Regions from separate parts of the Homo sapiens genome. Here region 1 is linked to region 2. The links are chromatin contacts, found by Hi-C or POLR2A ChIA-PET in ENCODE. All regions are on one chromosome and are shown on one strand. The core of a region is the stretch at or near the end of the contact, and the rest is flanking DNA. Distances in the headings are between cores, read along the strand shown.

Region 1 (5,392 bases), core at 927-3,426, 35 kb after region 2:
TCTAATAAGCTCATGTATAAGATGAGGACTTTGGCCAAAAACCCCTATGTGTGAATTGAGAGCAACCGGCCAAAGCCAACCCAGCTTTCTTATGTGCAGCAACCAAAACATCACCCTGCCCGGTAGGCAGTGTTGTTGCAGCACAATAAGGTCGTTTAATATCTTTGGTGCTCAAAGGGGATTTCTTGCTTAATGATTATAGAGTTTTTGTTTCGGAAGATGGTAAAGCTTTGGAAATAGATAATGGTGATGGTGGTTACACAAGATTGCGAATATACTTAATGCCACTGAATTATACACTTTAAGATGGTCAAAATGGTACACACACACACACACACACACACACACACACATCTGGGCCCCATTGCTGCTGGCTGTCTGTCCAGAACAGTCTTCAAATTGCTTAATAACAACATCTGATCTGAGGCTTCACCAGCATCTGAGTTTTCTGAAGAGCTCTGCAGGTTTTCTGTGTATTACTGCTATTAGCATGGCAAACAAAAAAAAAAATTAACTTCCCATATCTATACCTGTTTCTCCAGAAACCTGTTACTTTACTCACACTTGGGAGTGATATGCAGCAACTTGGAGTCCAGGGATGTAGAAGGACTTAAGATGGTGTACGTACATTTGGAGTTAGCCTGAGTCGGCATCTGCTTCCCTGTGCCCTCATCAAGTCGTACCTAAAATAACTAGCAGGATCATTAAGTGGCTTACCCCAATCCTTCTCAATTGTTAGACTTAATCTAGAATTATGACGATACAACCCCCAATTAACTGCAAATTGTTTTGAACATCCTTTTCTGATTGACTATGTCTTTTTCCTGTTTATCTGTTAGCCCACCACAGCCTTGTGACCCAAGGCTCTGGAATGGATCAGCCCTCCTACTCACTCCCTCCTGCGTACACCACATCTCCATGGAAACAGCTTGTCAGGCCCTGCTTGGCTGCAGGTACTAGAGACCTCTCATCTGCAGCCTCGGTCCTGCAAGATTCAGTCTTAACAAGCCAGGCCATGTGTTAGGAGCCTCTTCCTCTCTAGCTAGTGGGATCTGGAATTGTCACCAAGCCTCCTTTAGGGGACACCGGGGGAGTCCCCAACTCCACTGAGTTGCCTTGACCTTCCTCCACTAATATTCAGGCCGATGGAAGGGTCTCTTCCCTGGGTTCCCGCTTCAGCCTGCACTCATCATCTCCTTCCAGCAAGCCTTCTCCTCCCATCATCTCCCCCCAGCCACCAAAGCTGAAGCCCCTCTGAGCTCTTCAGGACTCGCCTGTGGCTGATCGCCATGGTCAGTTGGGGCAACTCCTTTATATCTCTCCCAGTCTTCTTTTTCTGCTTCCCCGTGGTCTCTGCTATAGGCTGGGCCCACATTATTTCCTTCTTCAATTACTGCATGATTCTACAAAGTGGTCCTCGTACTTCATGCTTGCTTTCTTTGCATCCAATCTTCACATTAAACCACTGAGAAAACGTCCTCAAAAGGCAGACCTGCCCCTCTCCTTCCCTGACAGAAAGTCAGTTAGTGGTTCCTGACCCTTCCAGATAGAATTCTGACCTGCCAGCATGACGGGCAAGAGGACACTTATAATCTGAGCCATGCTCCCCTCTCCAGCAGCATCTCCTGCCCCTTCCCCTGCATATTCTGATGTCAGCCACAACAACCCCCTTTGCATCCCCAAGGAGCTACGTGTTCTCTCTAGTCTCTGTGGCTGGGCACTGCTGCCACTCTACCTGGAGGGCCCTTTCTCCTCCCTTTCTGTATAAGCCTTCCATGCATTCTTGGGAGAGCGCTCCTGACTCTCCAATTTGAGGTAAGTGCTCTTCTGAATTCTCCTAATGCTTCCTGTGCTTGTCCCCATTGTGCCTCTCTGCTAAACTGTCAGTTCCTTGAGAACAAGGAATATACCAGCCTCCAGCTCAGTGCCTAGCAAGGTCAAATGTCTGTTGTATAAGTGAAAGAATGAAGAATGGGCATCTGGAATAAACATGTCTCCACACAGTGATTATAAGTACATCCTTTACCAGAGACTTCTTTTGTTGGGTGCCAATCATCCTCCAGATTGCACCAGCTGTGAGTGCTACATTGCCAAGGCATTGCAACTTGGACTGCTGGCCTCCATCCTGGAGGGCACTTCAACAAATGGGTCAGTTGCCCCAGCTCAGCTCTGGCTATCCCTGGCTGCCCCAATTTTGTTAGTCACCAGGGAGATCCTTAATGACCTCATGGCTGAACCCATGTGGCCTCTGTCAGCAGCTGGAGAGCCATTCCTAAGAGCTGAGATCGTGAGTCAGCCCTCATCTCATTGCCCAGGGAAGATTCCTTTCTCACTGGTTGTGTAACTTCACTCAGGCTATGTTTTCCTTAGTGGAGTCCAAGATTTGGAATCATTGTAAGAGGAGAAAATGGCAGGTAATCTCAGGAATGGAAAAGACCAGTTATGTTTCTCCAGGAGAGGGTTTCTTGGGGTGGGAGAAGGTGAGGAAAGTGGTAAGTGACCAGTGTTCATAGATAAGTAAGTAAATCAAAGGAAGACTTGAATGTATATGGATTCTTGTTCCCAGAGAATATAATAGATTATCTGGGAAAGAAGCCAGGACAAGAGAGACCTCTCAGCAGAGGCAGGTGCCCACCCATGTGGGTACATAGTGTGGTATTAAACAGCATTCAGCCTTCATCCCTGTTCCATCCACTTTTTCCTAAATCAGCAACACATCTCTTCTCCAGAAATGAGAAACCAACCAACTTTTCACGGTGAACCTGGACGAGATGAGAAAAAAAATGGATTTTGCTTCAGATTGAGTTCCCTTGCTACCAGTAAAGGGTTTACACAGAGGTAAACCCTTTAGGTAGAGGACGGAGCAACACAAAGGCACAATCTCACTTCTACCCCCTACAGTAAGTAAGCAAAAGATCCATTAAATGAGAAAATGTATGTGAAAGCACTTAGCACGGTGCTTGGCAAATGGATGAGAGTCAATAATATTGACTTTTTTGTTGTTGCATCTATGCTCAGTATAAGAACCCATAAGGCAATTTCGTTTGTAGAAAGGATAACTGGGGTACCAGCAGAGATAGAGGGGTAACTATCTCTAGCTGGCTGAGAGTTACATTTTTGCCAGTAGAGACTCTTTCCTTTGACTCTATTAAAAAACAAATACCAATTAGAGGCAAGACACTGTCTTCAACATTTCTATTTTACTATTAGTAGCTGATTATATTCTTTTTTTTCTTCTCACGTCTGTAATCCCAGCATTTTGGGAGGCCGAGGGAGGCAGATCACTTGAGCCTAGGAGTTTGAGACTAGCCTGGGCAAAATAGGGAAGCCTCATATCTACAAAAATAAATAAATAAATAAATAAATAAATAATAAATGTAATTAGCTGAGTGTGGTGGCACATGCCAGTAGTCTCAGCTACTTGGGAGGCTGAGGTAGGAGGATTGCTCGAGCCCGAGAGTTCACGGCTGCAGTGAGCCATGATGGTGCCACTGCACTCCAATCTGGGTGACAGAGTGAGACCCTGTCTCAAACACACACACGCACAAACAAAACAAAACAAAACAAAACAAAAAAGGCAGTAGCAGAGAGAAGTTAAAGGCATTAAACATCATAAATGGGGGAAATGTACAAATCTATTTCTTAACGCTAAGACAAAACCCTGCCAGTTCAAATGGGAATACTACTAGTCTAATAACTTCTACTATAGAAATAAATAATTTTAACAGCTGTAAGGTTCTAACAGAGATGAGACAGGAAATGTGGAAACCAAGGAACAACCCAGTCATTTGCCTCATACTGGGGCAGTTTTGATTGGACATTTAGGAGCGGTGGAAGTGGCATCAGTCAACAACTTAGAAGGTATAATTGTATTTGAGGGGGCAAAGGTAAACAGAAATCACAAGCACCTTCACACATATAAAGCTCTCAGTAAGCCAGGCATGGTGGCTCACGTCTGTAATCCCAGCACTTTGGGAAGCCCAGGCAGGCAGATCACAAGGTCAGGAGTTCGAGACCAGCCTGACCAACATGGTGAAACCCCATCTCTACTAAAAATACAAAAATTAGCTGGGCGTGGTGGTGCGTGTGCCTGTAATCCCAGCTACTCAGGAGGCTGAGGCAGGAGAATCGCTTCAACCCGGAAGGCAGAGGTTGCAGTGAGCTGAGATTGCGGCATTGCACTCCAGCCATGGTGACAAAAAAAAAAAAAAGAAAAAAGAAAAAGAAGAAAAGGTAAAAAAAAGCTCTCAGTAGGCATCTTCCAACTCTGCTTCATGTATCTTAACACAATGAGAAGTTACAACTCAGAGTACTTGGAAGTGCTCCATAGTGTTTGTTTAACCAAAATAAACAACAGAACAAAACAAAACTTGTACTTGTCAACACCAGTTTGCCATGTCCCACACTAGGTTTAATAAAGTGATCAGATTAATAGAGGCTCTGAAAACAAGCTAACTATGCCCTACATCTGTACAGTACTACCACACACACACATTCCACTCTCAACAGTGCCCTGAGATAGGTCAGCTTTACCCTCTCCATCTACAGGTACAGAAAGAAACCACATCACAAGAAGCAAAGCAGCTTGCTCAGATTAGCAAGATTGTCCTAGAATCCAAGATTCCAAACTCAGAATTTAATAGATAAAGTTAAAAGTCTAAAAACAGCCAGGCACAGTGGTTCACACCTGTAATCCCAGCACTTTGGGAGGCTGAGGCGGGCACATCACTTGAGGCCAGGAGTCCAGCCTGGGCAACATGGCAAAACCCCGTCTCTACAAAAAATTAGTCAAAAAAAAAAAAAGACTAAAATCACTTTATTGGAGGAAGGGGGATTTTCCTTAGTATTGTAATGAAGAGCTGTTACAGTTCAATAATTAAAAGGCAAAGACTGCAATAGAAAAATCAGCAAAGGACATGAACGAACAAATCATAAAAGAAGATCTCTGTAGCAATCAAAGAAATACTTTATTGTTAAACAGAATCTGCCTAAAATGTGGGTTTAGAGCTCTCTTCTAAGATAACCCAGACTAGACTTCATAGTCTAGGGTGAAGCTTTATGGGCCCTTTTTCTTGTCCTAATCCCAAACCCGAATCTTCTCATTTTAACACCCCTGGCTGGGGGTGAAGACACAAGAAAGCCAAGTGCACTTGGAAGAATTGTTTGGCATTCCCTGGGCCTCACAAGCAAACATCAGCAGCCGACAAGGCAGGGTGCAGAGGGCCGCCTCATGGAGCCTATGGCCCTGGATGTTCTCCGGTGACAAGTCAAGCCTATCTAGCTTTGTGCAGAGTGCCTGCAGCAGTGCTACTCAAAGTGTGGTCTGTGGGCTGATGGCACGGACATCCCCAAGGAGGTTATAGAAATGCAGGACCTTGGGCCCCCTCCCCAG
Region 2 (6,255 bases), core at 1,823-4,322:
ACCTCCCCCATGATCCAATCACCTCCCACTGGTCTTTCCCTAAACATGTGGGGATTATGGGGATTAAAATTCAAGATGAGATTTGGGTGGGGACACAAAGCCTAACCATATCAGGGCTATAATGGGTTGAATGATATTCTCCTCCCCCTCCCCCGCCAACAAAACATGCCCACAGCCGAATCTCTGGAACCTGGGAATATTACATTACATGGCAAAATATGTGATTAAGTTCAGGAGGACCTTATCCTGAGAGGAGGACCTTATCCTAGATCACTGTGGTAGGCCCTAAATGCAATCACATGTATCCTTATAAGAGAGAAGCAGAAACTTTAAGAGATAAAAGGAGGAGGCAATGTGACCTCAGAGGAGTGGCCACAAGCCAAGGAAGGCCTGGGGCCCCCAGACGCTGGAAGAAGCAAGGAGAAGATTCTCCCCCAGAGCTTTCAGGAGTGTGGCCTTGCCAACACTTGATTTCAGACTTCTGTCCTCCGGAACTGTGAGAAAATAAAATTCTGTTGTTTTAACCTATCCAGTTTGTAGTAATTTGTTACGGCAGTCACAGAAAACCAGGACAGGAGCCAGATGGAGAATAACCAGCACAAAACCTGTTCATCTCAGATGGGACAGGAGGATATACCTGATCACTTTAGCTGGACATTCTTTTGCCTGCCTTTTATATTCCCTTTGGTACTTTTTGTTTTGTTTTGAGACAGGGTTTCATTTCACTCTGTTACCCAGATTGGAGTGCAATGGCACGATTGTGGCTCACTGCAGCCTCAATCTTTAGGGCTCAATCGATCCTCCCATCTCAGCCTCCCAAGAAGCTGGGCCACAGGTGTGCACCACTACTTCCAGCTAATTTTTTTAAAAGTATATATGGGGCCTTGTTATGTTTCCCAGGCTGGTCTCAAACTCCTGGCCTCAAGCCATCCACCCATCTTGGCCTTCCAAAGTGCTGGGATTACAGGTGTGAGCCACCGTGCCTGGCCCATTGGGGCTCCTTTTGGGACCACTCATATGCCTCAAACTATATGCTCCTGAGTTGTAGTTCTTTTGTTATATAAATATTGTTTTATCCAAATAAGATTATGACATTCTTATTCGAAACAAGAACCTTGTCTTGTACATCTTTGTAGCCCATAAAAATCTTAGCACAGTACTTTAAACAGAGTGGACATTCTGTAATTGGTAAATGAGAAAGAAACCTTCCATTTGTCCATCTGTAAATGGAAAATAACAATTTCTACTGACTTGCCTCTCAGAGATAATGATGGCAGTGCTTCCTGGAAACAATTTTTTGTACCTGTAACAGAATGATATATCTGAAACACCCATTCCTACTGAGGCAATTCCTTGGGGGAGGAAAAAAAAACAAAGCTACATTTACTTTTAGCATGTCCTCCATTCCACGTGCAGATGAAACTGCTTGCAGATCACCCCACAAAGGAAAAGGCAGGGGATAATTAAGAAAATATAAGAGCTGAGGACTGATATCTTCTTAGGAACTTTGATTCATTCAATAAACATTTATCAAAGAACTACTATGTTAAAATATAGTCCATTGGCCAGGCGCAGTGGCTCACACCTGTAATCCCAGCACTTTGAGAGGCCAAGGCAGACAGATCACTTGAGATCAGGAGTTCGAGACCAGCCTGGCCAACATGGTGAAACCCTGTCTCTACTAAAAATACAAAATTAGTCCGGCGTGATAACGCATGCCTGTAATCCCAGCTCCTTGGGAGGTGGAGGCACGAGAATCGCTTGAACCCGGGAGACGAAGGTTGCAGTGAGACGGCGCCACTGCACTCCAGCCTGGGCGACAGAGTGAAACTGTGTCTCAAAAAAAAAAAAAAAAGTCCATAGATGCTGAGGAAACACACGCAGAGAATAAGGCATGATCCCAAGTCAGTAATTGTCACGCAATATGATGAATGGTTTTTATAAGAGCAAAATGCTATGGGGCCAGAAAAAAGGGAATGACTAACTATTGATGGGAGTTTCACCAAAAAAACTCACAATCAAGCTGGTCTCTTAAGACTGCATCAGGCAGAGGTGAAGTCAAGGGCATTCCAGGACCAAGAGAAACAGCTTTGCCTGAGCTGTTGCCAAGCAAACCACACCCTCAGCTCAGCCCTATTGTATCTACAGAGGCCTATTTTTATTCTTTATCCTCATCGCTACTTTTTAAGAGAAGAAAAGAATGCTGACTTCTTCCCTAATTTGCATCCATGTATTTTATATGCCAAAGAAAGGTGATTGTCAGGAGGGAAAATAGAAGTTGACTTTCGGCAAGTCCAATTACGACAGGTCCTCACATCCATCTGATAATAAGTTAACATGGAAACGCTTACCTTTGCTGAGCTTCTACCTCATTTCGGAAAATTGGGTTAGGCTATCCTGTGAATGCAGTACCAGGGGGAAAGTGGACAAGGTATGAGCGCATCCCGTGTCTCATTGCCCCACACCAGGAGGTTCATCTTTGGCAAACACTCCTTGAATGGGAATTATGGCTGAGGCCCTTTTTCCTCCCCTAGGCTGACCTTCACATCACTCCTCAGGGAACAACTCTGCCTAGGGCACCGCCCAGCTTCCCTCCCAGGCCAGCCCTGCTAGGCCTCTGAGACCAGAGCCGTGCTGCTTATGAGTGGAAGAAAGGAGAAAAAACTCTTAGGACAGCAGCCAGGAGAGAATGAAAGACTGGCCAAACCCACCAAGGAGCAAACGGTTCCCCATCCTCACCCTGCAGCTTCTGCTGGAAAAGCGGGGAGGCTGGGGAACCGGAATCTCAGCCTCAGAGTACGCATCACTTATCCTTGTTTTCTCAAGAAGCCTCTACCTTCCAGGCCCTGCCAGGAAGCTGGCAGCATTTTCCTGAAGCAGTAATAACAAGGACAGAGCGTTCTAGCCTGCTGGAGCCTGCTGGCTGGTCACTCTTTCCACTGCCTTTTGTTTTCATGCATCATTCCCCTCACTTGCTTCTCAGATTCCTCAGGGCTTTGAAAAAGCCACAAATGCTCCACACAGTGACACCACCCAGCGGGCTGGCAGACATAGCTGACAGGCACCTTGCCCTAAGCGACCGCACGTATGCAAGCCCTGACAGCTGATACCCAGCCACACACCTGGTGAGAGGGAAGGCAGCACTTAGAAAGGGCCCACCCTATTCACGTAGCTGGCAAAGGTAGGGCTTTAGATCAACTACAGCCCAGTGCACTGGTAAATCACAGACCGCTTTTTTATTCAAAGTGTATCTGTATGTTGGACAGTGGTACTTCCCCACCCTTTCCTCAAACATCTAAATCCAGCCAACATAGATGCTACCAACAGAGCACCAGAGTAACCTCAGCGTGACAATCCACATATCAATATATTAGATCATATACACATGCATACTTGGAGCAGACTTAACTTTATTTGTGTTTTAGAACCACCTGTAGCCTATTTCAAACCACACTCCAGAGTGAACCTATCAGAATCTATGAAAATAGGGCTTAGATATGTGTATTTTTAAAAAACTTGACAGCGTTGGTTAGAATGTGGGACAAGACAAATTCTTGTATATCATTGATGAGATATATAACAATTGGTTCAGCTGCTGTGGACAGTAAGCTGGAAGGCAATCTAGTCAAGTCGGAAGTGCGCATATCCTATTCCCTAGCAATTTTTGTTCTAGATATATTCCCTAGAACTCTCACACATGTGTTCAAGGAGACGTACACCAGGGCATGATTTACATCATGATTTGGAATAGCAAAAAACTGGCCATAACAAATATCCACCCACAGGAGAATAGATTCTAGAACATTTACACAATGGAGCACTACATTGCAGTATTATATAATATAATGTTATGTTATATAGAATGGATTAGCTCTACAAGTACCACAGATAAATCTCCAAATCACAATGTTGAGAAAAAAAGCTACAGAAAAAAATATGTACACTATTTACATACAGGTTTAAACATGCAAAACTTGCCTATTGTGTAGTAAAACTATAAAAACATGTGGGAAGGACACTCACAGTCTTCAACAGATTGGTTACCTCTGGAGAGAGTTGAAATGAAAGGGCCTTCTCGGCCGGGCACAATGGCACACGCCTGTTATCCCAGCATTTTTGGGAGGCCAAGATGCGCAGACAGCTTCAGCCCAGGAGTTCTAGACCAGCCTGAGCAACATCATGAAACCCTGTTTCTACAAAAAATACAAAAATTAGCCAGCTGTGGTGGTGCATGCCTGTAGTCCCAGCTACTCGGGAGGCTGAGGTGGGAGGATCACCTGAGCCCAGGAGGTCAAGGCTGCAGTGAGCTGTGAGTGCACCAGTGTACTCCAGCCTGTTTTGGGCAACAGAGTGAGATGCTGTCTCAAAAAAAAAAAAAAAGAGAAGAAAGAAAGCAGTAAAGAGAGAGAGAGGAAGGAAGGAAGGAAGGAAGGAAGGAAGGAAGGAAGGAAGGAAGGAAGGAAGGAGGGGAAGGGAAGGGAAGGAGGGAGGGAGGGAGGGAGGGAGGGAAGGGCCTTCTCTTGTAACTAGAAGGTTTTATCATGGCAAGCCGTTATTATTTATTAAATCTGGATAATGAGTCCATATCCCACAGGTAACTCTGAGGGTCATGGCCATCGACAGCGGAAGGATCTTTTGAGATTCTTAGATTCTCAGTTACAGAAAATAAAAGTTTGATCTGTATAATGAGCCATCCCCATAAACATAAATGACACTGAAGAGCCCTCTCAGTAACGTATGCAGATTGAGATGCTGTTCATGAACGGAGGAGCTGTTGCACAGGCCCAATTCCCCTCCCTTACTAGGTGCCCGTGTGACCTGCTGGCCTTGTGAGCATCCTAAACAGAGTCAGAGCTGCAGTGGAATGAAGATGAGGATTGGTCCACGTGTGGAAATCATGACTATAGTCATATCCAGAAATTTCCAAACCTGGCTGAAAATCAGATAAAACTTTTAATGCAGTTGTCCATGCCCCACCATCTGAGAATATGATACAATAGGTCTGACATGAGACTCTGGAATCTGTATATTTAAAAGGCTTGCCAAGAGATTCTGATGATCGCCAGGTTTGAGAAATGATAACCAACCATGGTTATATTCTATTAATGTTTTCAAAGAAGATGGGTAGGAAGAGAAAAGGGAGAAAAGGAAATAAGAAAATTAAAGAAGGAAGGGGAGAAAGAAGGAAGGGAAGGAGGTGAGCCTTCGAACCCAGCTCAGATCCCTCCTCCTCTATTTCTCCTAGACCTCTATAGCCTCCACGTCCCTCCTCATCCCCTGAACTTGCTAGATCTCTAATCATCTGGTAACATTCATTTGGCAATTATGTACTTCCCTGTATGTTGCTGTCAAGGGCTACTGTTTAATCAATAAGTTTATGTCTTACTTTTTGAATTAGGCTATAAGCTTCTTCAGGACAAAGACCATGTTTTCTTCATCTTTCTTTTTTTTTTTTTTTTTTTTGAGACGGAGTTTCACTCTTGTTGCCCAGGCTGGAGTGCAATGGCACTATCTCGGCTCACCACAACCTCCGCCTCCCGGGTTCAAGCGATTCTCCTGCCTCAGCCTCCCAAGTAGCTGGGATTACAGGCATGCGCCACCATGCCCAGCTAATTTTGTATTTTTAGTAGAGATGAAGTTTCTCCATGTTGGTCAGGCTGGTCTCAAACTCCCAAACTCAGGTAATCCACCCGCCTTGGCCTCCCAAAGTGCTGGGATTACAGGCATGAGCCACCATGCCCAGCCCATCTTTTTATTTCTAGTGTCTAACATGATGCCTCCCACAGAGTAAGCAGTAAAGCACCATGATAAGAGTATAAGATAAAACAGGCTCAGAAATGTGGCAGTGGCTGGGCATGGTGGCTGTAATCCCAGCACTCTGGGAGGCTGAGGTGGGAGGACGCTTGAGGCCAGGAGTTCAAGGCCAGCCTGGGCAACATAGTGAGACCCCCATCTTTGCAAAAAATTTAGAAATTAGCTGAGTGTGCATGTGTAGTCCTAGCCACTCACAAGACTGAGATGGGATGATTGCTGAGCTCACAAGTTGGAGGTTGCAGTGAGCTATGATCATGCCACTGCGCTCCACCCTGGGTGACAGAGCAAGACTGTAAACAAAAAAAAAAAGAAAAGAAATATGGCAGGATACAAGATCAATAAACAAAAATCAATTGTATTTCTATACACTAGCAATGAATAATCCTGAAAAATGAAATCCAATGCAATCTCCATCAAAATCCCAACTTTTTTTTTATTTTA

What was found. Hi-C counts contacts between places; a loop is a spot of excess contacts on that map. ChIA-PET counts read pairs that join two places held with the same protein, here RNA polymerase II (POLR2A). Pooled maps may share reads with other maps.
Region 1: a map of gastrocnemius medialis shows a loop between it and region 2 (6-fold over the local background). The contact joins two enhancer-like sites. A Hi-C loop is called at or near these places in 5 of 168 maps with a recorded cell type or tissue (CD8-positive, alpha-beta T cell, ascending aorta, gastrocnemius medialis and 2 more) and 5 of 50 pooled maps. POLR2A ChIA-PET finds 5 or more read pairs at or near these places in 8 of 52 experiments (A549, HEK293, HepG2 and 5 more).

The regions. Positions count from the first base shown.
Region 1 is chr7:131,246,055-131,251,446 of GRCh38, reverse strand. It overlaps a transcript of MKLN1 not described here. Among named protein-coding and RNA genes, the nearest start is that of MKLN1-AS, 79 kb to the left of the region's middle. RefSeq lists an enhancer at 4,824-5,392. Within about 2 kb of position 2,176, at least 5 of the 41 ENCODE cell types and tissues checked have a DNase peak (open chromatin) inside an H3K27ac peak, as active enhancers do; they include gastrocnemius medialis, heart right ventricle and psoas muscle, where a contact is called at or near this core.
Region 2 is chr7:131,281,558-131,287,812 of GRCh38, reverse strand. It overlaps a transcript of MKLN1 not described here. Among named protein-coding and RNA genes, the nearest start is that of MKLN1-AS, 43 kb to the left of the region's middle. Within about 2 kb of position 3,072, at least 17 of the 41 ENCODE cell types and tissues checked have a DNase peak (open chromatin) inside an H3K27ac peak, as active enhancers do; they include gastrocnemius medialis, heart right ventricle and psoas muscle, where a contact is called at or near this core.